Linked DNA regions of Homo sapiens: region 1 is linked to region 2. Evidence: chromatin loops called from intact Hi-C (ENCODE). Cell type or tissue: adrenal gland. All regions are shown on one strand. Links, peaks and the distances in the headings refer to the core of each region. The heading gives the core; the rest is flanking DNA.

The links. Peaks named below come from ENCODE experiments on the same cell type or tissue, not always from the same donor. Only the 100,000 strongest peaks of a DNase experiment are listed, where the experiment ranks them.
Region 1: it touches region 2 in a loop (6-fold over the local background); 3 of 110 quality-filtered maps call a loop at or near these places.

What each region holds. Positions count from the first base shown.
Region 1 is chr17:10,037,203-10,045,950 of GRCh38, reverse strand. All of the region lies in intron 1 of GAS7 (growth arrest specific 7), which reads left to right. Among named protein-coding and RNA genes, the nearest start is that of RCVRN, 140 kb to the right of the region's middle. In adrenal gland, for the core only: no CTCF peak of the experiment used is centred there; no DNase peak of the experiment used is centred there; H3K27ac peaks cover 645 bases.
Region 2 is chr17:10,087,838-10,096,585 of GRCh38, reverse strand. The region is part of intron 1 of GAS7 (growth arrest specific 7); the gene reads left to right. Among named protein-coding and RNA genes, the nearest start is that of GAS7, 110 kb to the left of the region's middle. In adrenal gland, for the core only: no CTCF peak of the experiment used is centred there; no DNase peak of the experiment used is centred there.

The sequences.
Region 1 (8,748 bases), core at 2,464-4,963, 50 kb after region 2:
TGATTTCATAGATATTATTGCTTAGGGCCAGACTACATTTCAGTGGGATATAAGTCAGTTCGAAAAAAATATTGAGTAAATAATAGTGCGGCTGGTACACAGTGATGGATGGAACAAGGTGTCACAGTGGGATATGAATGACTGCAGGAAGGGGAAACCAAGCTGTGGGATCTCTTAGAATCAGGGCTGTTTGGAGGCCTTTTCAACTGGGTGCCGTTTCTGATATGTCCACTTGATACTTGGGAATTTTTTTTGAGATAGCGTCTCACTCTGTCGCCTAGGCTGGAGTGCAATGGCGCGATCTCAGCTCACTGCAATCTCTGTCTCCTGGGTTCAAGCAATTCTCCTGTCTCAGCCTGCTGAGTAGCTGGGATTACAGGCGACCACCACCACACTCAGCTAATTTTTATATTTTTAGTAGAGACGGGGTTTCACCATGTTGGCCAGGCTGGCCTTGAACTCCTGACTTCAGGTGATCCACCTGCCTCGGCCTCCCAAAATGCTGGGATTACAGGCGTGAGCCACCACACCCGGCCAATACTAGGAATCTTTTATGGGGTGGGACACATAGAAATTTTATAAGGGTCCTAGGACTCTACCATGATATGTACAAGAAACTGGCTGCAGTCACCTCACGGGAGCCCTCTGCCCAGCACAGCCCTTGGTCTGGAGCCAGCCACAGTCTATGGCCTGTCCTCTTTCTTGTTCTCTTCTTTAATGGCATCTTATCTAAAGATCTTGCTTCCCTTTGCATCCTATGCTCATAGGTCCTTGTGTGCCTGTGATCCAAGTCTACACCCATCACTCTTCCATATTTCTCTTTCCAAGATAAATGAGACACACCCTTTCTGTATTCAGCGAGCATTTTCTTTGGCATCTCACTTGGACACTTTTTTTTTTTTTTTTTTTTGAGATGGAGTCTCGCTCTGTCGCCCGGGCTGGAGTGCAGTGGCACGATCTCTGCTCACTGCCAAGATGAAGTGATTCTCCTGCCTCAGCCTCCCTAGTAGCTGGGATTACAGGTGCCCACCACCATGCCCAGCTAATTTTTTGTATTTTCAGTAGAGATGGAGTTTCACCATGTTAGCCAGGATGGTCTCCATCTCCTGACCTCATGATCCGCCCGCCTCGGCCTCCCAAAGTGCTGGGATTACAGGCGTGAGCCACCGCGCCTGGCCGGACACTCTTAACTACAGTTGACCCTCAGACAATGGATTTGAACTGCACAGATCTACTTATATGTGGATTCTTTTCAATTAATATATTGGAAAATATTTTTGGAGATTTGTGATAATTTGAAAAAAATTGAAGACAGACTACCTAGTCTAGAAATACCAAAAAAATTTAGAAAATGTTAGACATGCCGTGAATACATAAAATATATTCGATACTAGTTTATCATTTACTACCACAAAATACATACAAATCTACAGAAAGTTAAAATTTTTAAAATTTTACCCACACAAACACTCAGACTGTGTATGGCACCATTCATATTTAAGCAAAATGTAAACAAAGGCAAAGATGTAGTATTAATCATAACTGCATAAAACTAGCCATAGTATATACTGTAGTAACTTCATGGCCACCCCTAGTTGTTATTGCAGTGAGCTCAGGTGTTGAGAGCATCGGCTTGTCATGTGATGCTGATCAGCCCTGGATGAACAGTTCATCACTCCAGTAAATTGGGTATCGCAGTAAAATGTAAGCCCTCACTGTTCTATGTATTTTTCATCATGTTTAGTGCAATGCCATAAGCCTCGAATAACACCATGGGACCCATAGAGTGTGCCACTAGTGATGCTGAAAGCATTCCCCAGAAGCAGAGAAAAGTCCTGACATTACAAGAAAAAGTTCAATTGCTTGTCAGGTACCGTAGACTGACGTCTGCAGCTGCTGCTGCCACCATTTCAAAGGTTTCATCTTTTAAACAGATGATGTAAACTTATGGCATCAGTAAATACAGTACAGTACTGTAGGTGTATTTTCTCTTTCTTATGATTTTATTTATTTATTTAGAGACAGGGTCTCACTCTGTTGCCCAGGCTGGAGTGCAGTGGAGCAATCTTGGCTCACTACAGCCTCAACTTCCAGGGTTCAAGAATACTCTTGCCTCAGTCTGCCTAGTAGCTGGGTCTACAGGCATGCACCATGCCAGGTTAATTTATTTTTATTTTTTATCTTCACTTATTTTTGTAGAGATGGGCTCTCACTCACCAGACTGCCCAGGCTGGTCTCGAACTCCTGGGCTCAAGCCATCCTCCCACTTCAGCCTCCCAAGGTGTTGGGATTATAGGTGTGAGCTACTGTGCCCGGCCCCTTATGATTTTCTTAACATTTTATTTTTCTCTAGCTTACTTTAGGAATAAAGTCTGTAATATGGATAACATACAGAATACATGTTTATCAACTGTTTAGGTTATCGCTAAGGCTTCTAGTCAGCAGTAGGTTGTTAGTAGTTAACTTTTGAGGGAGTCAAAAGTTAGGTACAGATTTTCAACCACATGGGGAGATGGGGGTTAGCACCTCTAAACCCTCGTGTTGTTCAAGGGTCAGCTGTACTTATTTCTTCTTGTATCCCCCCTCTTCATTTGGTTTCTCTGCCTGATTCTCAGAACTCACATCGTTCATTCCCCATGTAGCCCCTGAGTGTTGAGCACTAGTCTGGTTAGAGGTGAAAAAGATGAAGACCTGGTTCTTGCCTTTGAAAGTCTTGGAGAGGGGCCCTGGGGGTGTTGCATGCACTAATGAAAGGCACAGGAGAGGGAGGGATTGGGCCTGAGGCATGCTGGGGGAGAATAATTCTTCTCCCACTGCTTAAGCAAGAGCATGCCCCAAGGTTCAGCTCAAGGTCCTTTCTTTCTCTGTGAACTCCTTGTCAGCCTGTAGGATCTCACCACCATCTCTGAGCAGATGCCTCCAGCTCCAGCTCCATGTGCCAAGGGCCAGACTCACCCCTACTCCCCACCGAACACTTTGAACTTGGATCCATGGTCAACAGACTCTACTGCATCCCCCTAAACTGGCTGTCACCATAGCCACATCTCTTCGAGTTACTGGTTCGAACTTCTGTCATTTCCTTCCGAATCAACTTCGCTGTCTCTCATTTCCTTATGTCCCGTCCTTTATCAAACCTTATTCTGCTTCGTACATCATGTTCCTCGGGCTCCAGTCAAGCCCTTGTTTTTTATCCCTGCTGTGAGGCAAGTTCTTTATCTTTTGGGAAGCCTCCCTGTACCATCCCAGCCAAGAGTGACCTCGCCCTCCTCTGGATTCTGAAAGCTCTTATTGTCTGCCAGCTTATCACATAGCATTTGGCACTGTTGAAGACTCCTTTGATACTTATTCCTTTTTTTTGCCCATGTTTGCGACTTAGCTTCCGAATTTTAGGAGTCAGGTCCTACATACAATACCTGCCTGCATCCCACACAGGATTCAGGAAAGGGTAGTTAGTAACTATTAGTTGGTTGATTGATCATGCAGACAGGGGGCCACGTATGGAGGAAGGGGGCGTCCCTGAGACCCTGTACCCTAGAGACTGCTTGGGCTGATGAATAATTTTTCCGTTCATGACTGTGAAGCAGTTACAAAAGTGAGTCATCACCCTACCCAGATGTGTTTTCTTATTAATTATCTTTTTTTTTTTTTTTTTTTTTTTGACGGAGTCTCGCTCTGTCACCCAGGCCGGAGTGCGGTGGCACTATCTCAGCTCACTGCAACCTCTGCCTCCCAGGTTCAAGTGATTCTACTGCCTCAGCTTCCCAAGTAGCTGGGACTACAGGCACGTGCCACCACGCCCAGCTAATTTTCGTATTTTTAATAGAGACAGGATTTCACAATATTGGCCAGGCTGGTTTTGAACTCGTGACCTCATGATCTGCCCGTCTTGGCTTCCCAACGTGCTAGGATTACAGGCATGAGCCACCGTGCTCGGCCTATTAATTATCATTTTAAGACAACCCAATTCATCCTACAGAGGACAAGGGCCTACAGCAAATAAGGCCTATTTTGGTTGACAGTTTTCAACTTGACTGAAACGAAAAAAATAATAAGAGGGTTGGTCTTATCTGATGCCGTTGAACTCAGGAAAACTCAGGTTGGTGGAAATATCATCAGTCTTTTTGCTTTGGGATCACGGATTCTCTGCTGTCTGCCGTTCGTGTGTGTGGCTTCATATGTAGCAACCTATCTATTTGCAGAGGCCACAAGGAGAGACCAGTAGCGTGTTTTTCACGGCCAACGCTAATCACTAAGGATGGTTAATAAAGGAAAACCAAAGTGACTTCTGGATTGAGATGCTAGGATGAACCCAAACAGTAAACCCTTAGAATGTATTCGTGAGTCTTCCATACTCTGAGAGATTAACTTTGGGGAATCCTAAAGAATTAAATGTCTGCAGGACTAGTGTGTTCTGCTGAGGTCAGGCCACAGCAGATCAGCCTCCTGGTTTGTAATGGCCCGGAAAGGTCCCTTGCCCTTGGCTGGGGGCCCTACTGGGATTTGCAATGACAGTGATTTCTGTGTGTTGCCTGGAGTGATGCATTGTTGTCTGTGATTGTATCTGTTCGTCTGTGTGATGCAATGTCAAAGTGGTGTCGGAGACGGCTGTTAATGTTTAACAGCATCAAAACTGTCCCCTCTTTGCTGTTACAAAACTGAGGAGTCACAGGCTATGAAAGCTTTCATGGCCATTTTAATTTCACAAACCTGTAAGGACTGAAGGTGAAGGTCTTGGCCATCTAGGTTCAAATGAAGTTTTGCTTTTACCTTCTTCTTTTTTTTTTTTTTTTTTAGGCAGTCTTGCTCTGTCACTCAGGCCGGAGTGCAGCTGCACGATCTTGGCTCACTGCAACCTCTGCCTCCTGAGTTCAAGCAATTCTCCTGTCTCAGCCTCCCTGGTAGCTGGGATTACAGGCGCACACCACCACGCCTGGCTAATTTTTGTATTTTTAGTAGAGGTGGGGTTTTGCCATGTTGGCCATGCTAGTCTCAAACTCCTGACCTCAGGTCATCCACCTGCCTCGGCCTCCCAAAGTGTTGGGATTACAGGTGTGAGCCACCGTGCCCGGCCCGCTTTTACCTTCTTATGGGTGAGAGCCCATCTCCAAGAACAGAAAAGTATCTTGGTCCTGTCTATTTCTGTAGCATGTCTGACCTCAAAAGCGAGTGTGTGGATTCGTCACCCGGCCTCTCCTCCCACACTGCAGAGAGAAGATGCAAATAACTCAGCTGCCGGTGGGGGACTCCCCACCGCTGGATGTGATGCTCTTGCCTCCTCTTCATGGCTGGTTTGGGACCATTTTGCAAGTGTAGGCTTGAGCATTGCCTTTCTCTTGTTTTTATGATGGGTGAGAGGGGGGAGAGAGAAAGAAGGTGGGGGGGATTCTATAGCCGGTTTCCTCCCTCTAGTTTCTCCCTCACATTTGACCTTTTTATACCCTGGTATCATGATGATTTCTACAAAGCACAGCCCTGATTGTGACTTCTCCCTGGCTCAGAATCCACTGATGGTTTCTTCTCCTTTATAGAATCGAAATTTCTTAGTTCTTGGTGTCCTCATGGCCTCCCATGATCTGATGCCATCCTTCACTACTATATTTCTCACCTCCCATGCCTCTTAAACTCTAATGAATGGATCCACCTGCTTTTCCCCCACAGCCTCTACCCACACGGTTTCTCTCTCACCTTGGCTCAGGCTGGCCCCATGGCCTAGAATATTGCCCCTGTGGCTTGTTCTTCTGACCCATCCTGCCCAATCTCTCGCAGGAGCCTCTGTTTTCCTCTGTTAAATGAGGGCGATCATAGAATTTTCCTTTTTGGTTTGTTAGAGGGATTAAGTGACATGAAACATGTGAAGCATAGAACAGCGCCTGGTCCAAAGTGAGTGCTCAGTACAAGATCCTCACAGCCACTCCTGCAGCAGATTGAAACCCAGCAATTAGAGAGGGAGGAAGAGTCCCCCCAGCAGCCACGTCAGTAACTTTAGGAAGGAAGAGATGGGCCCTGCTGTCAGGCATGTAAGAGAAAAGACCAGGAAGGTGGGATGCGGACACAGAAGGAATTGATATGTCCAAGGGAAAGGCACATTGTCACCCCCTCTGGGAGCCCCAGAGGGTGCCACACCCCTAAACGGAAAATCCCTCGATTGACATTAGGATGCTGGCTGTGTCACCTCGGTCTCCCCAAGATTGAACGCAAGACGAGCCATGGTGAGTGAGTCCTGCTATAGGTGGCCAGCCTCGTCGTCTTTATTTATTTATTTATTTTTGAGACAGGGTCTCACTCTGACGTCCAGGTTGGAGTGCAGTGGCATGATCTTGGCTCACTACAACCTCTGCCTCCCGGGTTCAAGTAATTCTCCTGCCTCAGCCTCCTGAGTAGCTGGGATTACAGGCGCCCGCCACCATGCCTAGCCAATTTTTTGTATTTTTAGTAGAGATGGGTTTTCGCCATGTTGGCCAGGCTGGTCTCGAACTCCTGACCTCAAATGATCCACCTACCTCAGCCTTCCAAAGTGTTGGGATTACAGACGTGAGCCACCGTCCCTGGTCCCACCCTCATCTTCTAGGTGGGCTTTCTCTTCACCATTGCCAAGAGGCTGGGGCAGCTTCCCTCTGGGTGTACATGGAGAGCCTGAGGTGGTGTATCTCATGAAGCGGCTTATGGGTCACAGGGTCTTTTGATCTAAACTATCTCTGTGGGTCTTGGGGGCTTTTTTTTTTTAATCATGGCAAAATATGCATGACATGAAATCCACCATCTCCATCAGTTTTAAATGTATAGTTCAGTGGCTTTGAGTATACCCACGTGTTTGTGCAGCCATCATCACCACCATTAATCTCCAGAATGCTTCCATCTTGCACCAGTGACACTCTGGACCCATTAAACACAAACTTCCCATCATTCCCTGCCCACAGCACCTGGTCACCTCCATTCTGCAACCTGTCGCTATTAATTTGACTTCTCTAGGTGCCTCATAGAAGTGAAGCAAATGGTATTTGTCCCTTTGTGTCTGGCTGTTGCACTGAGCATAATGTCCTTAAGGTCCATCCACATGGTTGCATATGTCAAAATTTCCTTCCAATTAGCCAGGCATGGTGGTGCGCACCTGTAGTCCCAGCTACTTGGGAGGCTGAAGCAGGAGAATCGCTTGAACCCAGGAGGCGGAGCTTGCAGTGAGCCGAGATTGCGCCACTGCACTCCAGCTTGGGTGACAGAGCAAGACTTCGTCTCAAAAAAAAAAAAAAAAAAAAAATTCCTTCCTTCTTAAGGCTGAGTAATATTCTATTGTGTTTATTTTACTACGACTTGCATTGTTTCCACCTTCTGGCTCTTGTGAATAATGTTGCCATGAACAGGCAGCAAGACCCTCCCTTCAGGACTCTGCTTTCAGTTCTTTTTGGTATATACCTATTAATGGAATTGCTGGACCATATGGCAATTCTTTGTTTAATTTTTTTGAAGAATTAACACACTATTTTCCACAGGGGCTGTACTATTTTACATTCCCACCAGAAGGGCACAAGGGTTCCAACAGTTCTCAATCCTTACTAGTACCTGTTCTTTTCTGTTTTGTTGATATTTGTTTATTTGTTTGTTTTGAGACAGAGCCTTGCTCCGTTGCCCAGGCTGGAGTGAGAGTGGTGTGATCCTAGCTCACTGCACCCTCCGCCTCCTGGATTCTCCTGCCTCAGCCTCCCAAGTAGCTGGGACTACAGGTATACACCACCACGACTGGCTAATTTTTGTATTTTTAGTAGAGACGGGGTATCACCACGTTGGCCGGGTTGGTCTTGAACTCCTGGCCTCAAGTGATCCACCCGTCTTGGCCTCCCACAGTGCTGGGATTACAGGCATGAGCCATTGTGCCTGGCCTTGTCTGGTTTTTTTTTTTTAAGAACCTGTCCTAATGGGTGTGAGCTAATATCTCACTGTAGTTTTGATTTGCATTTCCCTCATGATTAGTGATATTGAGCATCTTTAAATGTGCTTATTGGTCATTTTTATATCTTCTTTGGAGGAATATCTTTTGCTCATTTTTTTAAATTGGGCTGTTTGCTTTTTATTGTTCAGTCTGGACTCTTTTTGGACCCGGGGTAACTGCAGTGCCTACCTTTCAGCCACTGGTGATAGTAACAACAAAAATCCTAGCTTTCATTGAGCATTTACTTCGTCCACTAGGTGAAATGTTTACATGGATGCCCCACCCCCACCCCCTTTAATCTCTCACAGCAATCTTTTGAGAAAGATACTGTGATCATCTGCATTTTACACTTGGAGAAATTGAAGCTGGAGCCGTTGCCCAGGGTCTTGGAGCTAGTATGTAGTAAAACAACAGCTTAGCTCTGGTCTGACTCCATCCTTAGACGATTGTACTTATTTTCTTCCCCCGACCCAAGGAGCTGGCATTGAAACCTCTTCATAAATAAGTTTATCCATTTGCTTAATAGGGAACCACTCGGTCCTCAGGATCTTGGTTTCTCTAGAAAACCATATTTAATTCTATATAAAGAATCAGTTCCTAAAACCCCAAAGGTTTGCATCTGAAAGCAAACACAGAAATATGCGGCATTTTGAGTGCTAAATAGTCAGCTGCTCCAAAAACCTTTCTAAACGGAGTGATAGGATATATTCATGAAGGATCCAAGCCCTGCCCAAGCTCATTTAGTTGGTGGCTGCAGTATTGCTCTTGGGGTCCAATCCTTTCTCCACTTGTAACTAATGACTTTGTGATCCTCAGGCCCCTTT
Region 2 (8,748 bases), core at 2,818-5,317:
CATACCTGAGAATGGAGAAGTGTGGCTCCCCACAGGAAAATGGAGTGCCATCCTTGGAAGAAGGCCACTGTGGGGTATGCAGGCCCAAGTGACAGATTCCTCATTGGCTTACCACAACATGGAAGCTCCCTGAAGGACTTGTGCTTGGATTTTGCCTGTAGGGCCCATTAGAAGTTATTTTGAGTGAGGACACCCTCCCCTGGCAAACAGAAGAGGGGAGGCATTTGGAGGCACAGAAAAAACTTGGAGAGATCTTGGCAGTTGAGTACAGGGGATTTGGGAAGTGGTTGACTGTAGGGAATTTGATAAATTGAAAAGTCTGATTTTGGTTTGGCTTCTAGGGACTATAACATAGAAAATATATATATATGTGGCAGAGACTGGTTGGGGCAAACAGAATTTGCCTTTGCATATCCTGAATTTGAGGTGTCAGTGGCCTGTGATTCTCAGACTGAGTGTGCTTTATCAGACAAGTTGGGGCCTTGGCGCAGACTTGGGAGTGATCTGCAGAGACGCTGCTGAGGGAGCAGATGAACCTGGCAAGAGAATGCTGTGGGGGAGAAAGCAGGACCAGGGATGGAGCCCCAAGGAACATACCCGCAATGGGCACAGCCAGGTTGAGGAATGAGGAGGAACAGGAAGGTGGATCAGTGACTTCAGAGAACACGTCATTCTGCAAAGGAAGGGAAAGGACTGGGTTAAAGAGGTTTGTGCTGTTTGTAGGGGATGGAGCACACGGGCAGAGGTGTTAAGATCTGAGAACCTTATTTTTTTTTTTTTTTTTGAGATGGAGTCTCGCTCTGTCACCAGGCTGGAGTGCAGTGGCATGATCTCAGCTCACTGCAACCTCTGACTCTCCTGCCTTAGCCTCCCGAGTAGCTGGGATTACAGGCATGCACCACCATGCCCAGCTAATTTTTGTATTTTTGGAAGAGACAGGGTTTCACCATGTTGGCCAGGATGGTCTCGATCTCCTGACCTTGTGATCCGCCCGCCTCAGCCTCCGAAAATGCTGGGATTACAGGCATGAGCCACTGCGGCCAAGATCTGAGAAACTTACACATTTGTCATCAAACTGGACCTTCAAAGGATGAATTTTATTGTCTATAAATTCCACTGCCACAGGCCAGCCGTGGTGACTCACGCCTGTAATCTCAGCACTTTGGCAGGATCACTTGAGCCCAGGAGTTCGAGGGCCCAGTGATTTCTGGAGAATTTGGGATAGCAGTTCCTTCTGGAATAAAGAATGGTCAGATCAGGAAGGGACACTCAGAAAGCTTCATGGAGTTTACTTTATTATGCTACACATTTATGTGTTATGCAATTTTTGTGTATATTATGTTGTCTAATCAAAGTTTAGAAAATAGATTTCAGGGAATACCAATATACCTTCCTATGTGCCAGGTGTAATTTACACTTCTTGGCACATTCAGCGTCCATAAGAGCCCTGTAAGGAGGGTCCTATTATCATTGTCAATGCGTGAGGAAACCTAGGCACAGGAAGTTGTGCAGCTGGGACTTGAACCTAGGCCATCTGGTTCCAGAGCCCTTTTTGTTAAAGGCCGCGTGGAAAGATTGCATGTGGCGATCTGGAGGCCATCCAGTTGAGTGCTGAGGGGTGGAAATCATATTGCGGATGACAGAAATGGAAATGAAGGGAGAGTAAGGCAGTGAGAAGGTTGTTAAAAGACGGGATGATAAACTGTATCTTCTTGCTCTGCCTGAATGGTGGTTACAAAGACTTACTGTTTTATTAAATTCTGTTAATCCCCTCGTGAGGCAGGTTTTTAGCATCACTGTTTTAAAGATCCAGAGAGTGGCCGGGCGCGGTGGCTCACACCTGTAATCCCAGCACTTTGGGAGGCCGAGGCGGGCGGATCATGAGGTCAGGAGATCGAGACTATCCTGGCTAACACGGTGAAACCCTGTCTCTACTAAAAATACAAAAAATTAGTCAGGCGTGGTGGCGCGTGTCTGTGGTCTCAGCTACTTGGGAGTCTGAGGCAGGAGAATTGCTTGAATCCAGGAGGCGGAGGTTGCAGTGAGCCGAGATCGCGCCGCTGCACTACAGCCTGTGCTACAGAGCAAGACTCTGTCTCAAAAAAAAGAAAAAAAAGAAAAAGAAAAAGAAATATCCAGAGAGTTCCCATGGCTCGCCTAAGGACAGAGGTAGGCAGTGGAAGGGACCTGGAGCTCTGGCCTTATGACCTGTATTCTTTTAACTCTTGTGTTGATACTGTGACTGTGAGGTCCTGACAGCTGGCAGCTGAGCTCATATCCTTCAGGAATGACCCAGCTGTGCATTCAGGGAGATACCAGGTGTTTTCTCTCTGCTAAGTAAGTGGGTACCACACAGGGCACAGCTGCTCAGCTAACTGCCAGGGCTTGCTGAGTGCCTGGGGCCTGCAAGCTGCTGATCTTGGGGTCTTTGCCTTAGGTTAGCGATTAGCAGTCTGTAACCCATGGACCATTGGTCGTATTCCTTAGGTTCATGGCAGCTGCCATAGGTCTGTGCTGAGGAAGAGGGATAAGCAGCAAAGAGTTGTCCCCTATTTGCAAGCTGATTTGATGTACCCATCACTTAGTCCATGGGTTAAGGAAGTTCCCACATCTTTGCTTCTTATGCCAGAAGGGGACCTTGATGGCTGTCTCCTGAGAGGGTGCTGAGCCATGTCTGATTTCTTGGGAGTGGCTAACCAGCAAAGGATTTAAAATGAGAGGTTTCAATAACACGTATTGAAATACGTAGTAGTAGATGAAATACATAGTAGATGAAATACGTAGTAGTGTTCAGTGAAAAAAATGGGGTCAGCTGAACATAGAGTCTAATGTCAACTGTATTAAGAATAAATTTCGTGAAATACTCATAGCAGGATTGTAGGTATTTGATTTTTTCCCCGCATAACAACTGTTCGTAGGATTGCAGGTGGTGGGAGGGAAGCTTTTGGCCCCTCTTTCCATGGGAGCTCCTGATTTTGATTCTTGTTTTAAGCCCTCAGCAAGCTTTTCAGCTTTTTTTTTTTTTTTTTTTTTGAGACGGAGTCTCACTCTGTTGCCAGGCTGATCTTGGCTCACTGCAACCTCTGCCTCCTGGGTTCAAGCGATTCTCCTGCTTCAGCCTCCTGAGTAGCTGGGACTCAGGCGTGTGCCACCATGCCCAGCTAATTTTTGTATGTTTAGTAGAGACTGGGTTTTACCATGTTAGCCAGGATGGTCTCAATCTGTTGACCTTGTGATCTGCCCGCCTCCCAAAGTGCTGGGATTACAGGCGTGAGCCACCATGCCCAGCTGCTTTTCAGCCTTTTAAAAAACTCAATATAAAGGCTCAGGATATTAGATATGAATGGACTCATAGAAGCAACAGCTTCCTTATAAAGGTGAGATAGTGGGGGCTTGACAAGGGGTTGGTCTTGTCCAAGGTTGTGTAGCATTGGGACTAGAGCACAGTCTCCCGAACCCTTTCCTAAAACCCTAAAACACAGCAACGACATTGACATAAGTGAGCAGCAGCACAGTTAGCGAGTATGGTGGACTAAAGACTGGCTCCTACAGATATTCAGGTCCTTATCCTTAGAGTCTGTGAACTTACCTTATATGGCAAGACGGATTTTGCAGATGTGGTTAAGTTAAGGATTTGGGGACTAGGAGGTTATTTTGGATTATCTGGGTGGGTCCTAAATGCAATCACAACTGTGCCTCTGAGAGAGAGAGGGAGATTTTGCCAACACATACAGAGGAGAAGGTGATGTGACCATGGAGACAAAGATCAGGGTGATGCAACCACAAGCCAAGGAATGCTGGCAGCTACCAGAGAATCTGGAAGAGACAAGGAACAATTTTCCCCTAGAGCCTCCAAGGGGGGCGTGGCCCTCCTGACACCTTGATTTTTGACTTGGTTTTGGACTTCTGACCTCAGAATATTGTAAGAGAAAACATGTGGGTTGAAGCCAAGAGGTTTGTGATTGTTACAGCAGTCATATGAAACTAATGCAGCAAGCACTTGTCAAAGTCAACCTGTTGAACGCTCACCTGCCAAGATGTCCCTTGGGGAAAAAATATCCCTGGACAAATAACTTTGAACCTTAGGGAACATCTGCATGGACATTCATTCATTTAACCTGTTTCTATTGAACAGCAGTTGTGTGTCAGGCTCTATTTTGGGTGCTGGCCATTTCTAACACAGTCCCTGCCCTCACTGTTTAGATTCTGCTGGGGAAAGCAGACCACTAAAAGCCACTAACTGTATAACAAAATATCAGGCTAGTAGTGTACTGTTTTCCTCTCTCAGAGCAAAGGGTGGCAGGAGATGGTATTTTAGATGCGGTTGGCAGGGACAGTCTTGGGTTGGTAACATTTGAGCAAAGACTTGAATGAAATGAGGGAGCAGCCTTGTAGGTGTCGGAGGAAAGAATGTTCCAGAGAGAGAGAGAATACATGTGCGAAGTCAGAGAGGTGGACACCGACTTGGCCTGTGTGAGGACTCAGAGGAGGCCATTGTGTCTGGAATAGGGGGAGAAACGGGGGAGACTGTTTAGGCCACTATAGACATGGGATTTTACTTTGAGGAAGGTGGGTGTCCACTGAAGATGTTTTAGTCAGGGCACATTTTTTTTTTTTTAAATTGAGACAAAATTTTATGACACAAAAAGTTTCATGATGGCTGGATGGATCCCAGGAGTTTGAGACCAGCCTGGGCAAACATGGCAAAACCCTCTCTCTACAAAAAAATTACAAAACTTAGCCAGATATGGTGGCATGTGCCTGCAGTCCCTGCTACTCAGGAGGCTGAAGTGGGAGGATCACTTGAGTCCAGGAGGTCGCGGCTGCAGTGAGCCGAGATGGTGTCACTGCACTCCAGCCTGGGTGACACAGCTAGACTCTGTCTCAAAAACAAAACCCCAGCTGGGCGTGGTGGCTCACACCTGTAATCCTAGCACTTTGGGAGACCGAGGCAGGCAGCTCACGAGGTCAAGAGATCGAGACTATCCTGGCCAATATAGTGAAGCCCCATCTCTACTAAAAATACAAAAATTAGCTGGGTGTGGTGGTGGGCACCCGTAGTCCCAGCTACTCGGGAGGCTGAGGCAAGAGAATCGCTTTAACCTGGGAGGCGGAGGTTGCAGTGAGCTGAGATCCCACCACCGTGCTCTAGCCTGGGGACAGAGCAAGACTCCGTCCCAAACAAACAAACAAAACCCAAAAAAGTCACCACTCTAAAGTAAACAGTTCGGTGGCATTTGGTACATTCACAATGTTGTACAACCGTTACTTCTCTCTCATTCCAAACATTTTCATCATCCCCAAAGGAGACCTCATGCTCATTAAGCAGTCAGTCCCCAGCCACTCAGCCCCTGACAACCACCCATCTGCTTTCTGTCTCTGTGGAGTTTCCTGTTGTGCTAGATTTTTAATGGGTCTTTTTGGAAGGATCACTCTGGCTGCTGGGTAGAGGATGAATGGGAGGTAAAACATGGCCACAATAAAAGCAGGGAGAGCATTGAGGGGAGCAGGAGCCCTGGGCTGTGCGTGGCCCTTGGTAGGGGTGGAGGAGAGAGGCGGTGAGAAGGGTTGGGAGTCAGGATGGGTTCCATCATTGCCTCTGAGAGTCCTGTGGGGAGAGAAAAGCCTTCTTGGCTTGGTTTCATCCACATTTGACAGTGGAACCCCACTTTTCAAGCGGCTCTCCAGCATGTCGAAGTGTTCAGAACACACACTGATGTGGTGGAAGGAGTGCTGGATTGGACTTGGAGTAATCATGTTCTGAGGTTGCCATCCCGTCGTTTTGAGACTTTGGGCTAGTCACTCCCTATCTGGGCACTCCACGTCCTCATCCAAAAACTGAGGATGTTAACTGGCTTCAGTGATTTCATGCCCTGGCATGAAATTGATGTCATTTGTGAAATGCACTGGCATTGAGGGAAAGCAGGTGTTTTTTTGCAACACCACAACCTGAATTTTTCCCTCTCTGCCAGGCTCTGAAAGCCACGAGTGAGCTGCAGAGAGGGCTAGCATGATGGAGTTTGAAAGAGTTCAGGATTTTAAAGAGCCGTTTAGATTTGCAGTTTCCCATTCTGACGGTGTAGTATGCTTGTGTCTCTGTCGGCTGTGAGGTGTGTTGCAGAGATCTGTTCTTACTAATTCTGAAGTTTGTGAGAGATCTCCTTTTGTGTATAAATCAGGACAAACTCAAGGTTATTCCTGTAACACATACTCTCATTTACATTGCATCCTGGTGTGTGTTCTTTCCTCATTTTCCATGCTGTAAACTGAAAAGCCTTAGTTTTTATTTTAAGCGAAAGGAATAAAATGTCCATCGTTAAAACCAAAATCAAATTGTACTGAAGGACTTAGAATGCAAAACAGCACACTCACACCTCACTCCTCCCCTTTCCAGCCATGCTGCTTTTTTTTTTTTTGGAGACGGAGTCTCTCTCTATTGCCGAGGCTGTAGTGCAGTGGCACGATCTCGGCTCACTGCAACCTCTGCCTCCCGGGTTCAAGCCATTCTCCTGTCTCAGCCTCCCGAGTAGCTGGGATTACAGGCACTCGCCACCATGCCTGGCTAATTTTTCGTATTTTTAGTAGAGGCAGGGTTTCACCATGTTGGCCGGGCTGGTCTCGAACTCCCGGCCTCAAGTGACCTACCTGCCTTGGCCTCCCAAAGTGCTGGGATTAGAGGTGTGAGCCACTGCACCCGGCCTCCAGTCACACTTCTAAGGGTTTGCTTTTAGTTCTCCTGGTGGTTGCCTCCAGAATTTTAAATACAACAATTGTATGTTGTTTCTCGATTTATTAACTTTGAAACTACCAGGTTCCTGTTATAACAGACAAGGAATGACTTCTTTACACTAAGCACTGCCTCTCCTCCTTACCTTTCTCCCCAAGTGTGATGGTTCTCTTATTTTTACTCCTTCTGTGAGCAGGGCCTTTACTGACAACTAGGTTGTAGGAACTGTAGCCAGAATGTGATACCCATGGAATGCTTCTGAAGGACTTAGTTCAAACTAGGGGTTAAAATAAACAGCACTATGAAACTCATGGTCTTTAAATACTTTTTTTTTTTTTTTACTGTGTTCTCTTTCTCTGAACCCGTAGGAGGAATTTCTTTTGGTGTTAGCACAGGAATGGTTGTGCTTGCCCGGAGCAGGTGGTTTATTTTATCTTGAGGACACTGCAGACCATGTAGCCAAGCACACTTCTCCTTTGGTGCTGGCTGCAAAGCTCCATGCCAGATTTGCGGGCTTGCATTTTGTGCTGGAGGATTGGATTGAAGAGGTCTCCAGTTCACCCTGACCTTATCTTTTTTTCTACTGTTATTTTGTCTTCATTTAGTTTTTCACTCTGGGTGACTGGATGGGGGAAGACAGTGCATGGGAACTTTCACTAATTCTTTTTTCTTTTCTTTTCTTTCTTTTTTTTCTTTTTTGAGACAGAGTCTGCTCTGTGGCCCAGGCTGGAGTGCAATGACACGATCTCTGCTCACTGCAACCTCTGCCTCCTGGGTTCAAGCGATTCTCCTGCCTCAGTCTCCTGAGTAGCTGGGATTACAGGCACCTGCCACCATGCCTGGCTCATTTTTTTTGTATTTTTAGTAGAGATGGGGTTTTGCCATATTGGTCAGGCTGGTCTCGAACTCCTGACCTCAGGTGATCTGCCTGCCTCAGCCTCTCAAAGTGCTGGGGTTGCAGGCATGAGCCACCATGCCCGGCCTCCTAATTCTCTTTTCAAATCCTGCTTGTCTCAGAGAAGCTATGGTTCAGCTTGAACCCCCCTCTCCTCCTAGCTTTTCCCTGCTCTGAAATGGGCCCTTTGAACTTGACATCCCTTCCCTGGGTTTTTTGTCTACATTGCATTTTCCCTCCCTTCCAGCATGGGAAGCAACCGCTCCAGAAATAGAGACAGCATGGCAGCTCGCCCTGTATAATTGGGATGATTTATTTCCCTGTTAAAGACACCAGGCTGTGTGAGGATTTACCTTGAATCCATTTAGATGTCATGGCTGAGCCTCGTAAAAAGATGCTTGGCAATTAGTGCTGCGTGGAACTGCCCCTCCTGCCCGGGCTGCACAGATTTAACAAGAGTCAGAGTGGCCAAGGAACTTTATGTTGGGATGCTCGAGTCCCCTTTTCCTGAACCCCTCATTGCCTCAGCCTGGAGGCTCAGAGTATTGGAGTGTTAGAGCCAAAAATGATGGTTGTTGGCAGCCAGCTGCCTGGGGTTTTGTACCTGCCCCTCTATCCCTCCTAAGGTCACCCATGGCCTGTCCCAGTGGTACCCCTAACAGAGCCAGGGTTGTGCTAGCTCACTCCTTATGCATATATACATATTTATTATTATTATTATTATTATTATTATTATTATTATTGAGATAGAGTCTCGCTCTGTTGCCCCGGCTGGAGTGCAGTGGCGCAATCTCAGCTCACTGCAACCTCCGCCTCCTGGGTTCAACTGACTCTCCTTCCTCAGCCTCCCGAGTAGCTGGGATCACAGGCATGCACCACCATGCCTGGCTAATTTTTGTGTTTTTAGTAGAGACAGGGTTTCACCATGTTGGCCAGGCTGCATCCATATATTTTTTAAAGCAGCCCAAGCCCTTCTTCCCTTTTATTTACTGAAATTGTGTAGCACCCTAGTGCACATTTGAGGTGAAGTGGGTCTTCCCTGGCTGGAGCGAGGATGGGGGCACCAAAGGCTCCCCTGCTGACTCCTCTGCTCTTGGGGTCTCCCTCCCCTCCTTCCAAATATGCC